2 separate regions of the Homo sapiens genome follow, and region 2 is linked to region 1. A link is an interaction called in ENCODE POLR2A ChIA-PET data of the cell type or tissue named here. Cell type or tissue: K562. All regions are shown on one strand. Links, peaks and the distances in the headings refer to the core of each region. The heading gives the core; the rest is flanking DNA.

Region 1 (10,428 bases), core at 3,383-5,882:
GTCAAGCACAGGCCTACCCGGAGCGCACAGCACTTCCCAGTCTGGGCCACCAGAACTGTAACCCAATAGCAGGTGAGTTAGTTGCTTGCTGCGTGCAGAGTTCAATTAGCAAAAGTGAGGTCTGATAGAAAGAAAGTAATGTATTATGAAGCTAGTTTAGGGGAAAAGGCACCACAAGCATCCTGCCTTTAAATGTGCCACTTGGCCTTTGGAGCAAAAAGCAGGCACTTTTAAAAAGCAAGGGAGAAAGTGAGCAAGGTCGGGGGGTCTCTGTGTTAACTTGGTGCCTTACCTACTGGGCCATTGTGCTGGTGACTGCTGGCATCTTTGTGGGCAAGCTGGTGGTCTCTCAGGCAGCCTGCTATAGGGTGAGAGTTCCTTAGCCGGCATGCTTCAGTTTGCAAATCAACTGTTAACCCTTGGTTTGTTCTGTCTTGGAGCCCATAGTTAGATACACTTTCCCTGGGAGGAGTCTGGTGACGGGGAGGTAGAAGGCTATATTTGTATTTCTAAAAGGCTAAGTAGGAAACGGGGAATGGGGGCAACAAGAAAAGAAGAGAGAAAAAATAATTAAATCCTTCCTTAGATAGAGGTACTCAGTTACAACTGCACTCCAGCCTGGGTGACAGAGTGAGACCCTGTCTCTAAAATTGTTTTCAATGAAGTATGGCAATGTGTGCTTGTAGTCCTGGCTACTCAGGGAGGCAAGATGGGAGGATTCCTTGTGCCCAGGAGTTCGAATCCAGCCTGGGCAACATATGGAGACCCTGTCTCCAAAACAAAACACAGAAAGAAAAAGAAAAAAGACGATGGCTCACGCCTGTAATCCCAGCACTTTGGGAGGCCGAGGTGGGTGGATCACCTGAAGTCAGGAGTTTGAGACCAGCCTGGCCAACATGGTGAAACCCTGTCTCTACTAAAAATACAAAAATTAGCCAGGCGTGGTGGCGCACGCCTGTAATCCTAGCTACTTGGGAGGCTGAGGCACAAGAATCACTTGAACCCCGGAGGCGGAGGTTGCAGTGAGCCAAGATTGTGCCACTGCACTCCAGCCTGGGTGACAGAGCGAGACTTTGTCTCAAAAAAAAAAAAAAAAAAAAAAAAAGGCCGGGAGCGGTGGCTCACGCCTGTAATCCCAGCACTTTGGGAGGCTGAGGCAGGCAGATCAAGAGGTCAGGAGATCGAGACCATTCTGGCTAACATGGTGAAACCCTGTCTCTACTAAAAATACAAAAAAATTAGCCAGGTGTGGTGGCAGATGCCTGTAGTCCCAGCTACTTAGGAGGCTGAGGCAGGAGAATGGCGTGAACCTGGGAAGCAGAGCTTGCAGTGAGCCGAGATCGTGCCACTGCATTCCAGCCTGGGCAACAGAGAGAGACTCTGTCTCAAAAAAAAAAAAGTTGAAATTTATCAACTGCCTTGTTAGTAGGTATTGATAAGACTGGTATCTTTTCTCATTTTATCTATTTATGTAATGAATTATATTGAGTTTCTAATATTAAACCATCCTTGCCTTTCTGGAATAAGTCCACTTGAATATCATTTTAAATTATATTTAAGTGCTATTGGATTGTTGTTGAGATATAGGAAAAGCCAAAGTGTTATTCCTAGTCTCTCACTCAACAGTCAATACACCTGTGACCCCAGATGTGTGTATTTTCCCTCTACACAGCAAGCAAGCAATTCTCTGTCAGACACCTGCTGTGTGTCCTCTAATTCAGTTTAACTCTAACACTATTTACCTGACGTTAGTGTCAGATCCCACACATTGAGGGCTCAGTCCCACAAGACTGTCCCCCACTTCAGATGTCAGTTGCAAGTCCAGACCTTTGGAACTTCTGACCAATTGGCTATACATTGGGGTTCCCATGACCCCTCCTCAGGTTTTATTAATTTGCTAGAGAAGCTCCCAGAACTCAGGCAAACACTTACATTTACCCATTTACTATAAAGGATATCACACAGGCCAGACAGAAGAGATGCATAGAGCGAGGTATGGAGAAAGGAGTGTGCCACCCTGCAGGAACCTCCACGTGTTCGGCTAGCTGGGAGCCCCCTGAATCCCGTTTTTTGGGGTTTTAATGGAGGCATGATTGATTAAATCACTGGCCACTGGTGATCAGCTTAACCTTCAGCCCCTCTCCCTTCCTGGGAGGTTGGGGGCGGGGCAGGGGCGGGGTAGGGGTGGGGCGTGGAGCTGAAAATCCTAGTCCTCTAAATGTGCCTTGGTCTTTCCAGTGACCTGCCCACCTCCTGAAGCTACCTAGGGGTCCCCCAGCCAGCAGTCATCTCATTAGCATATCAAAGACACTCTTACCTCTCTGGAGATTCCTCAGGTTTTAAGAACAATGTATCAGGAAGTGGAGAGGAAGACTATTTGTGGAGCTCAGGGGAAAAGACCAGATTAGAGAAAGAGATTTGAATCATTTTCATAAAGGTGGGATTTCATGCCAGGAAACTGGATGAGCTCACCTAGGGGCAGAATGTAGACAGAGAAGGCAGAAGACCCAGGACCCAGCACTATTTCAAGGTTCATCCTCTGGGGGCATGCCAGCAGCTGTGCCAACAGGAAAAGGCTACCTGGGGGTCAGGCATGTTCAACATGAAGGCTCCATCTTCCCTTTTCTTCGTCAACCACGTGTACAGTAAGGAGCAGACAACATGGTGCTCTCCAGGTAGGAAGCTCATTTGCATAATAAAACATTATGGGTGGACACTAAACGTCACACCTGGTCCAGCCAATCTTTGGGCCCTATGTAAATCAGACACCACCTCCTCAAGCTCGTGTATGAAACCCGGTGCATTTCACCACTAACCAGAAGAGCCACTCAGCGGCCCCTGTCTCTCTGCAGGAGAGAACTATTCTTCTTTCTCTTTCTTTTGCCTATTAAACCTCCACGCTGTTTCTTTGTTTTTGTTTTTGTTTTTGTTTTTGTTTTTTGAGACAGAGTCTCACTCTGTCACCCAGGCTGGAGTGCAATGGAGCAATTTTGGCTCACTGCAACCTCCACTTCCCGGGGTCAAGCAATTCTCCAGCCTCAGCCTCCCAAGTAGCTGGGATTACAGGTGCCCACCACCATGCCCGGCTAATTTTTTGTATTTTTAGTAGAGACAGGGTTTCACCATGTTGGTCAGGCTGGTCTCGAACTCCTGACCTTGGATGATCTACCCACCTCAGTCTGTCAAAGTGCAAAGTGTTGAGGTTATAGGTGCGAGCCACTGCGCTTGCTTGAACGTCTACACTTAAACTCAAAAAAAAAAAAAAAAAAAAGGTTCATCCTCTGAGGGGGAACCAGCAAAAAAATATACGTATATAGAAAATTCCTTGGTAATGAAGAGGAAAGAGACCCTAATACATGCTGCAGTGTAGCTGACCTTGAAAACACTACGGCAAGTGAAAGAAGCTAGACACAAAAGGCCACATATTATATGATTCCATTTATGTAAAATTTTTAGGCTGAGTGCGGTAGCTCATGCCTGTTATCCCAGCACTTTGGGAAGTGAAGGTGGGAGGATCACTTGCGCCCAGGAGTTCAAGACCAGCCTCAGCAACACCACCATCTCTACAAAAAAAAAAAAAAAAAAAAAAAAAAAAAAGCTGGGCATGATGGCATGCATCTGTAGTCCTAGCTACTTGAGAGGCTGAGGAGGGAGGATTGCTTGAGCCTGGGAGGTCAAGGCTGCAGTGAGTTGTGATTCTGCCACTACACTCCAGCCTGGGCAACAGAGCGAGATCCTGTCTCAAAAAACATTTTTTGGCCGGGTGCTGTGGCTTGTGCCTGTAATCCCGGCCCTTTGGGAGGCCGAGGCAGCAGATCACCTGAGGTCAGGAGTTTGAGACCAGCCTGACCAACATGGTGAAACCCCGTCTCTACTAAAAACACAAAAATTAGCCAGACATGGTGGCAGGTGCCTGTAATCCCAGCTACTTGGGAAGCTAAGGCAGGAGAATCGATTGAACCCCGGAGGCAGAGGTTGCAGTGAGCTGAGATGGCGCCACTGCACTCCAGCCTGGATGACAGCACAAGACTCCATCTCAAAAACAAAAACCATTTTTTAATATAAAATTTCCAGAATAGGCAAATCTATAGAGACAAAATAGACGAATGGTTGCCTAGGGCTCGGGGGAGTGTAGAGATGGGGAATGACTGATAACGAGTAAAGGATTTATTTTGTATGTGATGCAAGCACTCTAAACCTGTGAGGTGATGACTGCCCAGCTTCAAATATGCTAAAACAATGGAATCGTGAACCCTAAGTGAATTTTGTGGTATGTTAATTATGTCTCAGTAAAAACGTGGGGGACAAAAACAGAAGAAATGGCTAGAATGTAGAAAGATAATCTAGTGACTGTGGCATCCAAAGCTGCTTCCACCCTAGTGTGGAGTCCTGATAGGGAAGCCACACTGAGGAAGGGGTCCCAGGTGCGGGGGAACAACTGTTCCAAGAGACAGCTAATCACAGACAGCCTGCTGGCACAACATCCTGTTTCCAAATACCTTGCTCCTCATGTAGCCCCAGAAGTACAACTTCCTTCTGCACGTAGCTTCCTCCAGCATGACCCTATAAAACTTCCCTCCAGCCCTGCCTCTTTGCAGAGAGCCCCTTCTCTGCTGTGCTGCCCATTGTAACCTTGCAATGTATCTTTGAACTTTCTCAAATAAATCTGCCATTCTTTACCTATGACTGTCTCAGTAAATTCCTTTACTGCCTGTGACACCAGCCCCAGCCAGTTGCACCTGGTCAGGGTGCACTGGTCCCACCCATGAGAGGCCAGTTTTCACTTTTTTGGCAAAATGGAGAAACATTAATTGGGGCCAAGAGTGCCTGTTGGAAACTCATTTCTTGACTAGCATTCTTATAAAAACAATTGTTTTTTAAAGACAGGGCCTCCCTCTGTCACCCAGGCTGGAGTGCAGTGGTGCAATCACAGATCCCTACAGCTTCAAACTCCTGGGCTCAAGTGATTCTCCTCCTGAGTAGCTGGGACTACAGGTATGTGCCACCATGCCCAGGTAATTTTACAAAAATTTTTTTTTCATAAACCATAGTTTATACAATATCTTAGCTTACACTATTAACACTTTATTGAAAATATTTCTTTTTTTATTTTTTTATTATCTTTTTTTTTGAGATGGAGTCTTGCTCTGTTGCCCAGGCTGGAGTGCAGTGGTGCGATCTCGGCTCACTGCAAGCTCCACCTCCCGGGTTCACGCCATTCTCCTGCCTCAGCCTCCCGAGTAGCTGGGACTACAGGCACCCGCCACCACGCCCGGCTAATTTTTTTTGTATTTTTAGTAGAGATGGGGTTTCACCGTGTTAGCCAGGATGGTCTTGATCTCCTGACTTTGTGATCCGCCTGCCTTGGCCTCCCAAAGTGCTGGGATTATAGGTGTGAGCCAGCGCGCCCGGCCTATTGAAAATATTTCTGCTGAAAAGAATATACTATGCAAACACATAAAAGTGTTTGGTAAGAAAACAAAAGCACATGTTTACTACCAGTGTGAATTACTAGCTGACAATGATCAACTTCTCAAATAAGAACATTAACCTACTCGTGATTGAAGAAAGAATTATCCTGTCTATGGGTGACATAAGCAACGTGGCCAGGACAGAACCAGTGGATGAAACCACATATCATTCCAATTTGGCCAGTTAACTTATGTAAGTGTAATGAAACAGTTAACTTTATTCATTAATATACTCAAACATTATCTTTCCTTCCAAGATTTGCAAAAATTTAATTATCCAAATAATTTAAGTTTGGTATTTCTATATTTTTCAATACATAAAGGGTCAGGAACCTCTTATACGGTAATGAGATGGAAAGAAAACAACAGCTTCCCGTGAAAGAGGCCTAATATAGTCAAATACAAAAATAAGTAACGTAACCTCTTTTTTTTTTTTTTTTTTTTTTTTGAGACGGAATCTCACTCTGTCATCTAGGTTGGAGTGCAGTGGTGCGATCTCCGCTCACTGCAACCTCTGCCTCCCGGGTTCAAGTGATTCTCCTGCCTCAGCCTCCCAAGTAGCTGAGATTACAGGTGTGTGCCACCAGGCCCGGCTTATTTTTATTTTGTATTTTTAGTAGAGATGGGGTTTTACCATGTTGCTCATAGCTGATCTTAAACTCCTCAAATGATCCGCCTGCCTCGGCCTCCCAAAGTGCTGTGCTTACATGTGTGAGCCACCATGCCCGGCTGACGCCCAGCTGAAATGTAACCTCTTGATAACAGCCAAATCACTGTATTAGAAACATTTAAATTCCAGCTCTGGGGGTCAAGGGTGAGGCATTTAAAAGGTTCCTTTAAGTTAAACCAAGTAGATGAATTTTAAAAGAAAAAGCAATTTATGAACCTATGGACATATCATTAAGAAAGAAAAAAAATTATTAGTAAATTCCAAAAGTTAAAAGGAGTTGGAAAAAAATCTAACTAGAAAGAAAAAAAATGTTGGTTTCAATTAAGGGGGGTTTTTTGGTCCATTTCATATAAGAGCTTACTTAATCTTTTTCCAAATGCGCATTTATTATTTGCACAGATACATACAAATTATTCCCATTTTAAAAGCCAGAATAAAAATATACATTAACCACAGAAGTACTTACTCTAACTGGAAAGAAAATGAACATGGCTCTATTCAAAACAGCAGTAAACACAAAAGGTCAACATATATAAATCATGACAAGTGTACATCTTATTTTTGACAAAAATAAGTTCCATTTTTACATTAATGCGTCATCAGCTTCTATGTTAGATCCTCTGACCTTATTTACATTTACTATGAAATTGCTGTTAGCATGTCACTCAAAGCCACTCATCTCAGAGGGTATCAAGTCCTGAGCTTAAGTAGGAAACAAAACTCCCAACTAAAATTTGAACATAAATAATTGTAAAGATCAGAGAATATTAAAATATTTAAAAGTATAATATCTGGTACATAAATAACTCAAAAACTAATAATAAAGGTGTACAGACTGTCAAAGAAAAGACCATGTAAGACAAGAAATATCCCTGGAATCAAACTGATTTTTCACGCATTCAAGATCATTTGAAGGTGTGAAGCTAACTTTCATTGTTCTTAAAATCCTAGGAAAGCCAAATTTTAAAAAATAGCATATGACAATGCTTAAGTTTAAAAAAAGTTTCTCAGCTTAGTCTCCAAACCAGGAAGAAAGTATTTAATGATTAAAAACAAGTATGAACTGGAAAGATATTAGACTAAAAGGAGGAATCATAATGAGCAGGTAAAAATATTAAAGGAAAGCTTTAAATGCCCCAGCTCAAAAGAGCATTTCTAATTGGCCATCCAAATTATTCTTTTAGATTATTTTAGCCAAATAAAAATAAATTTACAGATGGATAACTGAGGTCCACTAACATAAGGTAGAAACAAAGTTTAAGCTAAAAATTAAATCTATATTTTGTTGCAGATAAATGTGAGATTTACCTACAGTCATTTTCTGCTGATGCTGAATTAAAAGCATGAGTTGACATCGTACTGACAGAAATGGTTTGACAGATATTTTCTTGGCTTTAAAATGATTTTTTTTGTATATGCATAGAAATGCAATGAGGATAAGAATAGTCTTCTGTATTGTCCGTACAGTTCATAAGGCCTTTGTCATTGTTAGTCAACTTAGATGTGAATATCAGTAGGGCCATTAAATTAAAGCTGGCCTGAAAGTTTTCAAAGTGCTACTGTTTCCAACTGATGAGATCTTCAGTTTTCTGGATTTTCTGGGTGACGATTATTTTCAATTCCTTTTTCTGGTGATATATACAAGAAGTTACAGCAGATATATAAAGGGAAGGTCAGAAACCTGCTGTCCAAGTTCATCACCACTTGTTCCTGATCCTTTTTAAGTATAAGTATTTGATAGCCAGTTGTTCTACTACATACTAGTTTTCCACTACTATCAAAAGAAGCCAAGCGTAATCTAAATGCTATGCTCCTTCGAGGCCGTAAACTGACAGACCCGCTGCGTGGCTGATTCAGTGTATTGCGTTTGAAAATGATGTATCCATTGGTGTAAATTACAAGTAGGTCAAAGCCGAAGTTAAAACCCGTCCAACACCAGTAGTATTCACCATCTTTGGCAAGCTTTCTACCACACCTCATGCTATTTCCCTCTAGGTCTTCTTTATTGATTTCTTGAGGCCCTACCTCACGGTCTTGTTCTGCCCGCAGCATAGCAAACCACTGCTGTTTATACACAGAAGACAGCCATTCTGAAGGTACTATACCATCTTGTTCAATAATTCTTGCAGAAGCTAGGTCACTGATAATATATTGTAACCTTAAATGTCTGAATACTGACACAAATGGTTTTCCTGGTTCAGTTTCAAGAAAGGCCATACCTTCAAAATCTTTTCTCTGTTTAGAAAACCAGACATCTGTTTCTGTCAAAAGCTGTTTTAAAGATCCATTCCAAGAAGGCACAAGTTGAAGGAACATCCACTTTTTTAGAGTGGTGTATACATCCATCTCCACTTGCATCACAAATAAGTTAGAGGAACCAATGAGCTGTTTCATGACATTTATACCGAGTTCTTTAAAAAGTTTAACATTCTGGTGAGTCATCAAATTGTTTAGAAGCCATTCAAGGCACTTTTTCTTTACAGAATCTAATCCATAGATCTCTACTGATGTGTAATAACCGCATACAGTTTTCACATTAATTGTTTCCTTCATTGTCTCACCACACTGCTGTATTAAACCATCCAGCTGCAGCATACAAGCTGCTGCCAAAATGGCAACAACTCGACTGGGTTTTATCAAGACATCATCTCGATACAGTGAACCAAACGCAACCTGCAGTGCGTCTACATCAATGTTCTGGTCAGGAATCTCCAGTTCAATAATATTCATGCTGGATTCTTTCCAAGAACCACTGAACATACTAGAAAAGTAGCCAGATTGACATAAATATATTTTGTGTAATCGCCATTCTTCTCCTAGAGCACAAATCTTAATGTCACTGTTTTCACCATTCAAAAATAATGTTTGATAAATATATTTGGATGTACTCCTTAATTTTTTCCTTGCAGGGGTGTTGAGGAGCGGCTGCTGCTTGTCCCCCTCCTCCTCATGCTCCTCCCTGTGCGAGTCCGGGTCACAGTAGCGGCAGGCCCCGCTGCTCCGCTTGCGCTTGTGACTGCCCGGGCAGTAACAGAAGCCGTAGCTCGCCGCATCGTCTCCAGTGTCCGGCCTCCGGGCCGAGCCCCTGGCCCTGGCACCCTGTTCCTGCTGGGCAAGGGCTCGCCTCGGCTGGCCCAGCACCCGGCTGCTCGACGATCCCATGGGTCACGGCTCCCCAGGACTTCAGGGAGCCCAGAGGAGGGGGTCTCTGGCCATGGCCCGGCCGCCGCCGCCAGCCTTCCCCGAGCACAGGTGCCTACACCGCCACCTTCTCACGCGCAGCCCCAACCGTTGCAGCGGACACTGCCGCCTCCAACCTCCGCACCCCTCCCCCACAATTTTTTTTTTTTTTTTTTTTTGAGACGGAGTCTTGCTCTGTCGCCCAGGCTGGAGTGCAGTGGCGCGATCTCGGCTCACTGCAACCTCTGCCTCGCGGGTTCAAGTGATTCTCCTGCCTCAGCCTCCTGAGTAGCTGGGATTACAGGCGCCCGCCACCACACCTGGGTAATTTTTGTATTTTTAGTAGAGGCGGGGTTTCCCCATGTTGGCCAGGCTGGTCTCAAACTCCTGACTTCAGGTGATCCTCTTACCTTGGCCTCCCAAAGTGCTGGGACTACAGGCGTGAGCCACTGCCTCCGGCCTAAAACAATTTCTTTTAGAGACAAGGTTTCACTGTGTTTCTCCGGGTGGTCTTGAACTCCTTGGACAGCATTCTTCATTGCTGGAAGCAATTCTCATCTGGCAGCCAAAACCAAGGTCCGTTTTAGAAGGACCACTTCCCTAGGAGCAAAGTTTTATTTGCAAGACCTGACAAAGGAAAATGTGTGTACCAGACGCTTGAGCCTAACCAGTCCAATGTAAATTTGCGACCAGGCACAAAAATAAAATAAAATAATAAAATAAAATAGGCCAGGCTCGGTGGCTCATGCCTATAATCCCAGCACTTTGGGAGGCCAAGGTGGGTGGATCACATGAGGTCAGGAGTTTGAGACTGGCCTGGCCAACATGGTGAAACCCCATCTCTACTAATAATATAAAATTTAGCCAGGTGTGGTGGTGCACGCCTGTAATCCCAGCTTTTCGGGAGGCTGAAATGGAGAACTGCTTGAACCCAGGAGGCAGAAGTTGCAGTGAGCCAAGATCGCATCATTACATTCCAGCCTGGGCGACAAGAGCGAAATTCCGTCTCCAGAAAAAAATAATAAGATAAAATAAAATAGAATAAAGACTTGAAGTCAAGCCAGGTACGGTGGCTGCTCACACCTGTAATCCCAGCACTTTGGGAGG
Region 2 (10,428 bases), core at 5,358-7,857, 600 kb after region 1:
AATTAATCCTGAGACACATCACATGAACCCTTGCACATGTGACAAAAAAAGTGACAGAGTTTTCAAAGAGCAATGTTACAGAAGATGAAGGGCTGTCATTTCTTGGATGGATCCTCAAGCTGAGACTCTAATCCTTTTGGCCTCTCCTCCCAAGGCAGTAGCCCCTGCCCTCCTCCTCAGGGTCATCTGAAGAGTGTTTCTCCACATCCACTCTTGCTTTTCTGCATTCGTCTGTCTGCACAGCTGCTCACAGCAGGAGCCGAGGTGGGGCTTAGGTGCAGCAGGGATGCAGTGGAGGCTGAGCCACCCCTGGGGGGATGCCCCACGCTGCTGCAGGAAGGCGCTATTTCAAGCATGATGGCTTTTACGGTGACATGCAAATATGCAGGGCAGGAAAGATCCCTGGCAAATCCTACCACTTGCTGCTTTCTGATTCTCCATACGTCTATGCTATGTGCCCCGCGTCCTTCTTTGCTCACTCACATTACCTTTTGAGAGACTGCAGCAAGCAAGTACTTAGTATAAATAACTCTGAAACAGAAGGTTTGCTAAACGATGAATTATATGGCAGCAATAACTTGAGACTGCTTATGAAATAAGATTAGAGGGAGGCAGGAATCAGAGCTTTAAATAAAAGACTTTCCTGCTTTGGGGCAAGGCACCACTCAAACCACACTCAGGGGTGTCAGTCTATGTGAGAGGGATGTGTCGGGTTGTAAATCCTTCCACCGCAAAAGCACTCTTCCTTAGCATCTCCACGAGGACTGGATGATGGTGAGACACACAGAGGAAGAGACCCGAGCCAGACACCACTTCCACATGCCGCTCCTCGTGAACAGGCAGGCATCACCCTGGCATCACCCTGTTTCAGCGAGTGGGCCCTGCACCCTCCACCTCCCACGTGCAAACCAGAGGCACATGCCAGCGCCCAGCAGCAGGGGCCGGGGCCCTGGGCAGAGGTGGCTGAGATTCAGCTAAACCCAGATTATAGTTACACATGATAGCTTCAAGCTGAAGACAAGATATTCATCAAAAATTGATTATCGCCCCACTGGAGGAATGAGCTATATGCAGCTTCTCCAAGCCCTGGTGGGGGAAGGAAGAGGGGAGGGGCAGGATGGGAGGGGAAGGACGAGGACACACGACTAGGCACGGAAGGCCCAGACAACGCAGAGGCTCGGCAGCTCTGTCTGCATCTCTCCAGCCGACCTGGGAATTTGGAGAAATACGCCTTCCTGTACTTGTTGCCGTTCTCATTGTTCCAGAAGTGTGTGGGCTGGCAAGGGATCGGCTTAGTACACACCAGCTTGCTGCTGTCTCCCCCAGACCGCCTTTCCTGGTATGGGAGAATTAAAAATAAGCCCAACACACACCACAGCCACACACTGGCTCTCTCTTCTCTCTTAAGCTATTACTTATTACGCAATATTCCAGACATACACAAAGGTACAGAGATGGTCCACGCCCACACACCTCTCACGGGAGCCTAATAATGTGTTCCTCCCATGAAGTCCCCTCCCTGTGTGCTCCCCAAAATCGCTGTCTCGGACATAGTGATTTGTTATTCCCATGTGTGTTAACATTTTTGCTCCATCCATACGCATCCCTGAATACTATGTGTCATCACTTTGCATACCTTTGAACACACACACGCTGTCCTTCTATGTGTCCCGCGTCTTCCTGTGCTCACTCAACATGACATCTGGGTGGCTCGTTCGGGCTACTACCTGTCGCTCTGGTTCATTCCTATTTACCGCTTGGTCATTTGCCATGTGTGATCACAGAACTTCTGCCCAAGGATGGACATTTCTATTGTTCCCAATTTTGTTTTCATTACAAATCATGGGGCTACAAACATTCTTGCATGGATCACAAGTCTGTCTTCCGTAAGCGGAATTCCTAGATCACAGGGCACATATGCATCTTCAGCTTCACTGACTGCTCCCGCATTGCTCTGCAGAACAGGTGCACTGAGCCCTGCTCACCCTTCCTAGCACAGCTGGGTTTCTAGCTGCCAGGCACAGCACAGCAGGAGACTATCCCTTCCATGACCGGGCTCTCAGATGCTCAGAGCCGGCCGCTGCCTGTGTATCCAGCACCAGGGTTCAGATTCAGGGCAACGATCACCCACTTGCCCGACGTTCCTGAGCACACAGCTCTCTGTCCTCCAGCTCGACCCTGACCTCTCAGGAGCTGGGGACCAGGAGCCGGTGGGTGTTAAACCAAGCTGGGGGGGAAGGACATCACGCTGCAAGTGACAGGGGCCTCCCTCCAAGGGCTGTTTTGGAGAACTATCACCAAGCAAAGTTACACATCCGAGCGCTCCCAAGCTCCCAACTCACGCCTAATCACAGGAAGAAACAGTTGGCGGAGCCATCACCTTCCTCATTCCACGCATCCACGGCCATGCCCAGGTTCCAGGCCTGAATCTCCCCTTTATACACAGGAAGAGAAATATTCTGGCCCATGAAGCAGGAGGTGATGTCGGTGCCTCCCGCAAGCAATGACAAAAGGAGAGTCGAAATTCAGAAGCCCAAGACAAATTGCTTTTAAGTCAGTAAGCAACAAAAGAGAAAGTGCAAAGACGACAAACATCTACTCTCCCAGACAAACACTGCAACATCCCAGACAGGTGGGGCTTCTTTTCAGGCAGCAGTGGGAGAGGTGATATGGAAATTAGAATGAACCCCCCTCATCTGGTGATTGACGTTTTGGCCGAGCCTTGCTGTTGGAGGATGCACTAAGTAAATGACTTCTTGTGGTCACACTGAAATTCAAGATTCAGGATCGCAGAAAATGGAAGCTTTGCCTGTGGTAACCACCCAGCAGACGCTGCCTATGCGGACTCATCACGTGGGAAGGCTTGCACGCCATGGTTTACGTGGACTTAACGGTTGGAAAAACAGAAACGTGGCCGGGCACGGTTGCTCATGCCTGTAATCCTAGCACTTTGGGAGGCCGAGATGGGTGGATTACCTGACCTCAGGAGTTCAAGACCAGCTTGGGCAACATGGTGAAACCCCATCTCTAGTAAAAATACAAAAAATTAGCCAGGCATGGTGGTGTGTGCCTGTAATCCCAGCTACGCAGGAGGCTGAGGCATGAGAATCAGTTGAACCCAGGAGGCAAAGGTTGCAGTGAGCTGAGATTGTGCCACTGCACTCCAGCTTGGGTGACAGGGAGAGATTCTGTCTCAAAAGCAAAAAAACCAGAAACGTTCCCAGCTGCAAAGACCGTGGAGTGTGATGTCTCACACAAGAGACTATGCTACATGGAAAAACACTCCTGTTTCTGGAATGAGCTGGAAATGGAGTCAGCCTCCATGGGCCATCATGCAGGGGAGCAGCGTGAACCCTCCAACTTAGGCCCGCTGCTGACAACAGCCAACAGCCATCCCCTGACCCAAAAGCCTGTGTGGGAAGGGAAACAGCAGCAGGGTGAATCTGCAGGAGGGCAAAGACCCTCACACTATACACACACATGCACACACACACATGCATAAACACACCATACATACACCACACACCACACACACACACAGGTGTACACACACATGCATACACCACACATACAGCCACACACGAGCACAGCAAGGGCAGGACACGCTGAGGAACATACAGCACACACGCACACACACACCACACATACATGCACACACAACACACACACATGCACACACCACACATGCATGCATTCACACACACACGAGCAGAGCAAGGGCAGAACACGCTGAGGACGGGGTCACTCCACTCCCACAGGGAAGAAAGCCAAGAGTGTGAGGGGGGTGGCAAGGAGCCCCCTCCCTAGCCCCGTGCCTGGTGTCTGAACTTTTTCTTTGAAACAGGGTCTCACTCTGTTGCTCAAGCAGGAGCTCAGTGGTGTGATCTTAGCTCACTGCAGCCTTGACCTCTTGGGCTCAAGTGATCCTCCCACCTCAGCCTCCCAAGCAGTTGAGACTACAGGCACACACCATGCCCAGCTAATTTTTTTTTTTTGAGACAGAGTCTCACTCTGTCTCCCAGGCTGGAGTGCAGTGGCACAATCTCGGCTCACTGCAACCTCCACCTCCCCAGTTCAAGTGATTCCTGCCTCAGCCTCCCGAGTAGCTGGGATTACAGGCATATGTCACCATGCCTGGCTAATTTTTGGGGTTTTTTTGGTAGAAATGAGGTTTCACCATGTTGACCTAGCTGGTCTCGAACTCCTGACCTCAAGTGATCTGCCCGCTTCAGCCTCCCATAGTGCTGGGATTAAGGCGTGACCACACCGCCTAGCCACGGCTAATTTTTTTTTTTTAAATTTTTTGTAGAAACAGGGTCCCACTGTTGCTCAAGCTAGTCTTGAACTCCTGGGCTCAAGCAATCCTTCCGGCTCGGCATCCCGAAGTGCTGGGATTACAGTTGTGAGCTACTGTGCCCGGCCCAGGCTACTCTTTATACTCAACTCACATACGTGAAAAAAAAATTTCATAAAGCAAATGTTTTCCCTAATCAGGCTCCGCGTGTATGAACTGGGAGTGTGGGGGTGTTCAAGATCCACATGAAATGACTCGATGGCTCCAAAAACCAGAAGGGTTGATTTTGGCTTCAACTCTAAGATGATTTTATTTCTTCCTTCAGGCAAAGAATAAAAGGTGATGTCTTCTCTGCCATTTCATGTCACTGACTGACGTGTCCCATGAAAATGAGTGAGTCACATTCATTTCTGCCACCATTAAGGTCTGAGCAGGGCTCCTGACCTCCTTCCTGCTGGTAAGAATGGCTCAGACCCCCCACCTCAGGCTGAGGAACCAACAGTGGGGAGGAAAGCTGGAGGGTTGGCCTCAGGCTTTGGGCAAACATATCCCTTAAAGAGGTGCTCTGAGAGTATGTTTTCAAATCACAAGGAGAAAAATCACAACTACAGATGTGTAAAAAGAAAATAAAAGTGAGCTAGGCCAGGCACGGTGGTTCACGCCTGTAATCCCAGCACTTTGGGAGGCCGAGGCGGGAGAATCACTTGCGCTCAGGAGTTCAAGAACACCCTAGGCAACATGGTGAAACCCCGTTTTCACAAAAAATAAAAAAACATAGCTGAGTGTGGTGGCATGCACCTGTGGTCCTAGCTACACAGGAGGCTGAAGTGGGAGGATCACTTGAGCCCAGGAGGCTGAGGCTGCAGTGAGCCATGATCGTGTCACTGTGCACTTCAGCAGGGGCAACAGAGCAAATCCCTGTCTAAAAAACAAACAAAAAACAAACAGTGACCCAAAGATTTCTATGGGCAGCAATGGAATCAACTCTAAGTCCCATTAAGGAGAAGTGAGGTATGTACCCTAAACTACAGAAAATGGGGGTGCTCTCACCCCATTTACACACACTCACAAACACACACTCAGGCACACACACTCACCTATGCACAGAACATCTCTGAAGGGAACGACGTCGGCTTCCTTGGGGAAGGGGGGCGGCAGCAATGAGGACACCTTTGTGGACTCTGAATTTTTTTCCACATTCATGAACCATTTTCCAAGGCACAACTTTATGTTAAGAAAAAAGTTATGACAAAAAAATGCACTTGGGGACAGGCACAGTGGCTCACGCCTGTAATCCCAGCACTTTGGGAGGCCAAGGTGGGTGGATCGCCTGAGGTCAGGAGTTTGAGACCAGCCTGGCCAATATGTGAAACCCTATCTCTACTAACAATACAGAAAAATTAGTTGGGCGTGGTGGCACATGCCCGTAATCCCAGCTACTTGGGAGGCTGAGGCAAGAGAACTGCTTGAACCCAGGAGGCAGAGGTTGCGGTGAGCTGAGATTGCACCCACTGCACTCCAGCCTGGGCTGGAGTGAGACTCCCTCTCAAAAAATCAAACAAACAAAAAAAATCAGTTGGAATCCACATATAATACACCCATGTATATACATATATGAGTATGCATGTAAACATCCATATATTCCCGTTTTCAACCTACAAACATGACCGCACCTTATAATGCTGCAATCTGATTATTTCACTCATGATGACCATGTTTCAACGTCCATCAGTATATTTCTATCTAAACAAATACTTTCATCCTTGCACTTCTAATGGTTGCATAAATTAAGAATGTACCCTAAATTATTCAATGAATTTCCTTCTGCTGGGCATACAGGTAGTGTCTATTTTTCCTCATATAAACAATGTTGCAATATTTGTCCTTCCATACAGTGGCTTCCATTTGCAGATTTTAGTTTTGTGAATTTGCCTACTCACTAAAATGCATGTGTAACCTCCAGAACTATACTCTGGAGCTTTTGCGGTCACTCTCAGACACTGCAGAGCAGTCAAAACCCTGAGTCACCCATGTCGGTTCCCACTGAGGTCACACAAGGAGACGTGGCCTCCCTAGCTCCCTCTCACACACAGGAGACCGGGGCAGGGTGAGGCAGGGTGCCTCGTTCCCAGGCTTTGCATCCCAGCTCTGGCACCTGACAGTGGCCTTGGGCAAGTCACTGAACGCCTCTGAACTGCATTTTCTCTTTCACAAGATAAAAAAATAGAAGCAAGATGTGTTGTTTTGGATTTTAAGACTATAATCGATGTGAGAGGTGTGTGTATAAATATATTTCCCCCGGGGCAAGGGTTCCATATGTGCTAACTCGGTGTTCACAGTGACTTTGTGGAGCATTGCTGCCTCAGATAACGAGAAGGGACTGTGCATATTGGCTGCCCCGTAGACCGTGTCCTTGGGATGAAACCAAGCACTGGGCAGGGGGTGTGCATACTTATGGGGCCGGTCTGCCTTCCAGAGGCGGGGATGGCTGGGAGGTCTGTCCCCTGCAGAGCCATACGTGAGATGAAGGCCAGGAGGACACTGCTCTTGACACACCTGTAGACACACTCGTTGCTCTAGGCCTTCAGCAGGGAGGCGGTGGACAGGATCGTGTCTGGAGCACGATCTTCTGCAATTTGATTATTTCACTCATCATCACCACGTTTCAATGTCCATCAGTATACTTCCATCTAAACAAATACTTTCATCCTTGCACTTCTAATGGCTGGATGTGTCTGGGGCATCTGGAGACTGTGGGTTTCCACTGGGGTGAAGAATCACCAAAAGATTAAAAGTAAACCCAGCTCCTGAAGCCTCACTCACAAGCAGGAAACAGGATGGATTTAACTGCCTTGATTGGCAGTACAGGGAATGAGTATTAAAGAGGCACACTCACCCGGCTTCACGGCCTTCTCTTCCAGCACCGACAGCCACTTCGCCCTGGTTACCAGGATGCTAGGATGCAGGCAGGAAAGAAAACACCTTGAAGAAAATTCTTCAAGGCTCTTGCACCAAAGCTTCCTAAAGTTGGTGATTTATTTCTGACAAGTCTGCAAAACCTGAGACAGCATTTTTCTGGGTTGAACTCACACTTCGTGTTTACTGAAGTCTGAGTCACGGCCCTGCCTTGCTCACAGGCACGCCTGACTGTTCTTTACGCTGATACCAGTATGCAGGGCCAGCTCCCTCTACCATGAGGCTTCACATAAAACAGTTGTTCACAAGAACCCATCATTTTCGCAGCTGCAGTGTGTTTTATCTTGGGGGACCAAAGGAGGCCATAAAATTAAGACCTCTCAAATTCTATCCTCACACATTCATTCACCAATGAAGACAGCGCTACAGAATTATTATTAGTTTGTTTGTTTTGTTTTGTTTTTGAGACAGCGTCTCCCTCTGGTGCCGCAGGCTGGAGTGCAGTGGTGCAATCACAGCTCACTGCAGTCTCCAACTCCTGGGCGCAAGTGATCCTCCTGCTTTGGCTCCCAAAGTGCTGGGAGAATTCTTTGTTAAAACGTGTGCCATAGGTGAAACCCTCTACCCATCCCTTTTTCTTAAACAAGTTCACATTTCTATGAAATTTAGAAAAGTGCAGCTCTTCTTGAACGTTTAGAATCCACAGTTCTATGAACGTTTGTGCTCAGCGAACGACACACGCTGCTGAATATACATCACTGCGTTTTCAAGGGCAGCACCGTCTAATACGCTATTTCCTTCCTCAGCTTCTCTTCCAGCCAGGCAGCCCTTCACATGTAAACCTGATCTTCCCAACTAAAGAACATTTTTCTCTTTGGGGCCCAGAGATTAAGACCGTTCCGTGTCACTATGGGCAGTAGAACCTCAGTCCCCGCACATTCGGTGGAGAGACTCGTCCCAGGGAGGGAAGACTGCCATGGAACTCGCTGTCTGAAGGTGTGAGGCAGCGTGGCACAGAATGTCCTGGAATTCAAAACTGGCTGGGCGTGGCTAAGGCAATGGCAGGGTGGGTCTCCCTCCATGCAAGGAGGCAGATTACCTTAGTCCTTCCATCTCCCACACCTTCATTCCTTTACTTTCCGAGACCCACCCTGCCACTGACAAAGCCACCACTGTACCCTAGAGATGGCTAGAGTTTTGGGAGAGGGAGACTAGCTCCTCCCACCATCCCTCATGCTTCTTTCACAAACCCAGAGTTTGATTAACTACTTCAACATCACAGCCAAGGATGAAGGTGTCACTCCCTTTGCAAGTATCAATAACAGAAGATGGAGACCTCATGACTCTGATGGTGATCACCCGGCCCTGGACAACAGTGACCACCTCCAGCTACAGGTACAAAGCTCTCCAACAGCCACGCCCAAACACCACACGGGTTTTATGTAGCTTATCCGCCCACTGCCCACTCCCAGAAAACTCGAAGGCTCTCTGTGGTTCTAAAGCACGTCTAGTGCAGGCAAGACTCTGCACACCCCGATCTGGGTGAGGCTCCACCAGCACTCGGAGGTGGTGCTCTCCAACCTGGGAGTCACAGCCCTGCTTGTCTGAAGAAACGGCAAAGTCCCCCATCTACCTCCAGGGTGCACCTAAGACAGTTAGGAAATGCAACACCATTCAGCTCACGGAAGCATGGGAGCTCACCTGCGGGCACTCATGCCACGTCTTATTTCTAGCGAGTACTGTAGGGGTCGCTGCACCGAAGCATGAGACAGCGTCAGGGCCCTAAACCATTGGGACCCGGTGCCTGCAACTGCCTGGAGCCCTGGGCAGAGCCGGGTGTGGATCAGCCTAGAGGCCGCCCCTCCAGGGTCACCAGCGCACCTGTGGGCTCCACCAACCTGAGTCTCCCAGCTTCTGCCCCTGCAACACTCTCTTCTCCACTCAGGTGCTACACCACCGTTTTTTGTTTTTTTTTTGAGACAGAGTCTCTGTGTCACTCAGGCTGGAGTGCAGTGGCGTGATCTTGGCTCACAGCAACCTCCGCCTCCAGGGTTTAAGTGATCCTCCTGCCTCAGCCTCTCAAGTAACTGGGATTACAGGCGTGCGCCACCACACCCAGTCTACACTGCCCTTTTAATAACATGAACCAGATCACAGTGCTCTCCTGATGCAAAGCGTCCACTGCTGTTCCATTCCACTCAGGGAAAAACTCACCCTCCAAGCAGTCCCAAAAGTCCCTCCCTCTCTGACCCCTCTTTCCTGCCCCCAGTCTCACATCAGCCCTTTGCACTCAGGCCCCAGGAGGCCCCTTCCAGCTTCCACAACACATGCATCTCAGGCCCAGCTCCGATCCTGGGTTCTGGTGGTTCCCTCTGCCTGAAGCACATGTCCCCAGTCCTGCAAAGCTAGTTCCTGACAGCACTCCTCAGAGCCCAAGATCAGCCTCTCTCATTTCCTTACCTTCCCCCTCCCACTACCAGCCCATGAGGACAGAGTGCTGGCCCCAGGTCGCTGCTGTGTGGCCCCCAGGACCCAGTAGGGAGCTTGGCACAGAGCACGTAGCCCAGCATACACGGGGTGTAGATCCCAGCAGAGCACTGCCCAACCCATGCACTTCCTTAGAAGGACAAGCCTGCTGGCCTGCAAGGCCCCTGACCTCTAGAACCATCTTAGACGATGGCCCCATTCAGAGACGGACAACACCGGGCATTCCAGACAACATCCACACCTGCTCCACTACCAGCAAACCTGGGCAAAGTCCCCGGGGTCCTGGCCCTAATTCTATCCAGAATATTCCCCGCACTGGAGCCTAGCAACACACCTCCATGAAGAATAAAATTCGTCTTATCTTGTCTGGGCCGGGCGCGGTGGCTCACGCCTGTAATCCCAGCACTTTGGGAGGCCGAGGCGGGCGGCTCACGAGGTCAGCAGATCGTAGCCATCCTGGCTAACACAGTGAAACCCCGTCTCTACTAAAAATACAAAAAGAAATTAGCTGGGTGTGGTGGCGGGCGCCTGTAGTCCCAGCTACTCGGGAGGCTGAAGCAGGAGAATGGCGTGAACCCGGGAGGCGGAGCTTGCAGTGAGCCGAAATCACACCACTGCACTCCAGCCTGGGCGACAGAGCAAGACTCTGTCTCAAAAAAAAAAAAATTATCTTGTCTGTGCCTACAAAATAAATGCTCTTTTATCAAAAGTGTCAATAAGGCTGGGAGCTG

Evidence for each region. ChIA-PET counts read pairs that join two places held together with the same protein. Peaks named below come from ENCODE experiments on the same cell type or tissue, not always from the same donor. Only the 100,000 strongest peaks of a DNase experiment are listed, where the experiment ranks them.
Region 2: POLR2A ChIA-PET joins it to region 1 with 5 read pairs; 1 of 35 experiments calls an interaction of 5 or more read pairs at or near these places.

What each region holds. Positions count from the first base shown.
Region 1 is chr5:178,177,997-178,188,424 of GRCh38, forward strand. GMCL2 (germ cell-less 2, spermatogenesis associated) reads right to left here and starts at 9,375. Exons shown (of 1, transcript NM_001358008.2): 1 at 6,509-9,375. The coding sequence starts at 9,303. The coding sequence ends at 7,723. RefSeq lists enhancers at 2,059-2,601, 2,602-3,142. In K562, for the core only: no CTCF peak of the experiment used is centred there; a DNase peak (open chromatin) is centred at 4,405.
Region 2 is chr5:178,779,878-178,790,305 of GRCh38, forward strand. It overlaps the pseudogene AACSP1. Among named protein-coding and RNA genes, the nearest start is that of ZNF354A, 54 kb to the left of the region's middle. In K562, for the core only: no CTCF peak of the experiment used is centred there; DNase peaks (open chromatin) are centred at 6,334 and 7,424.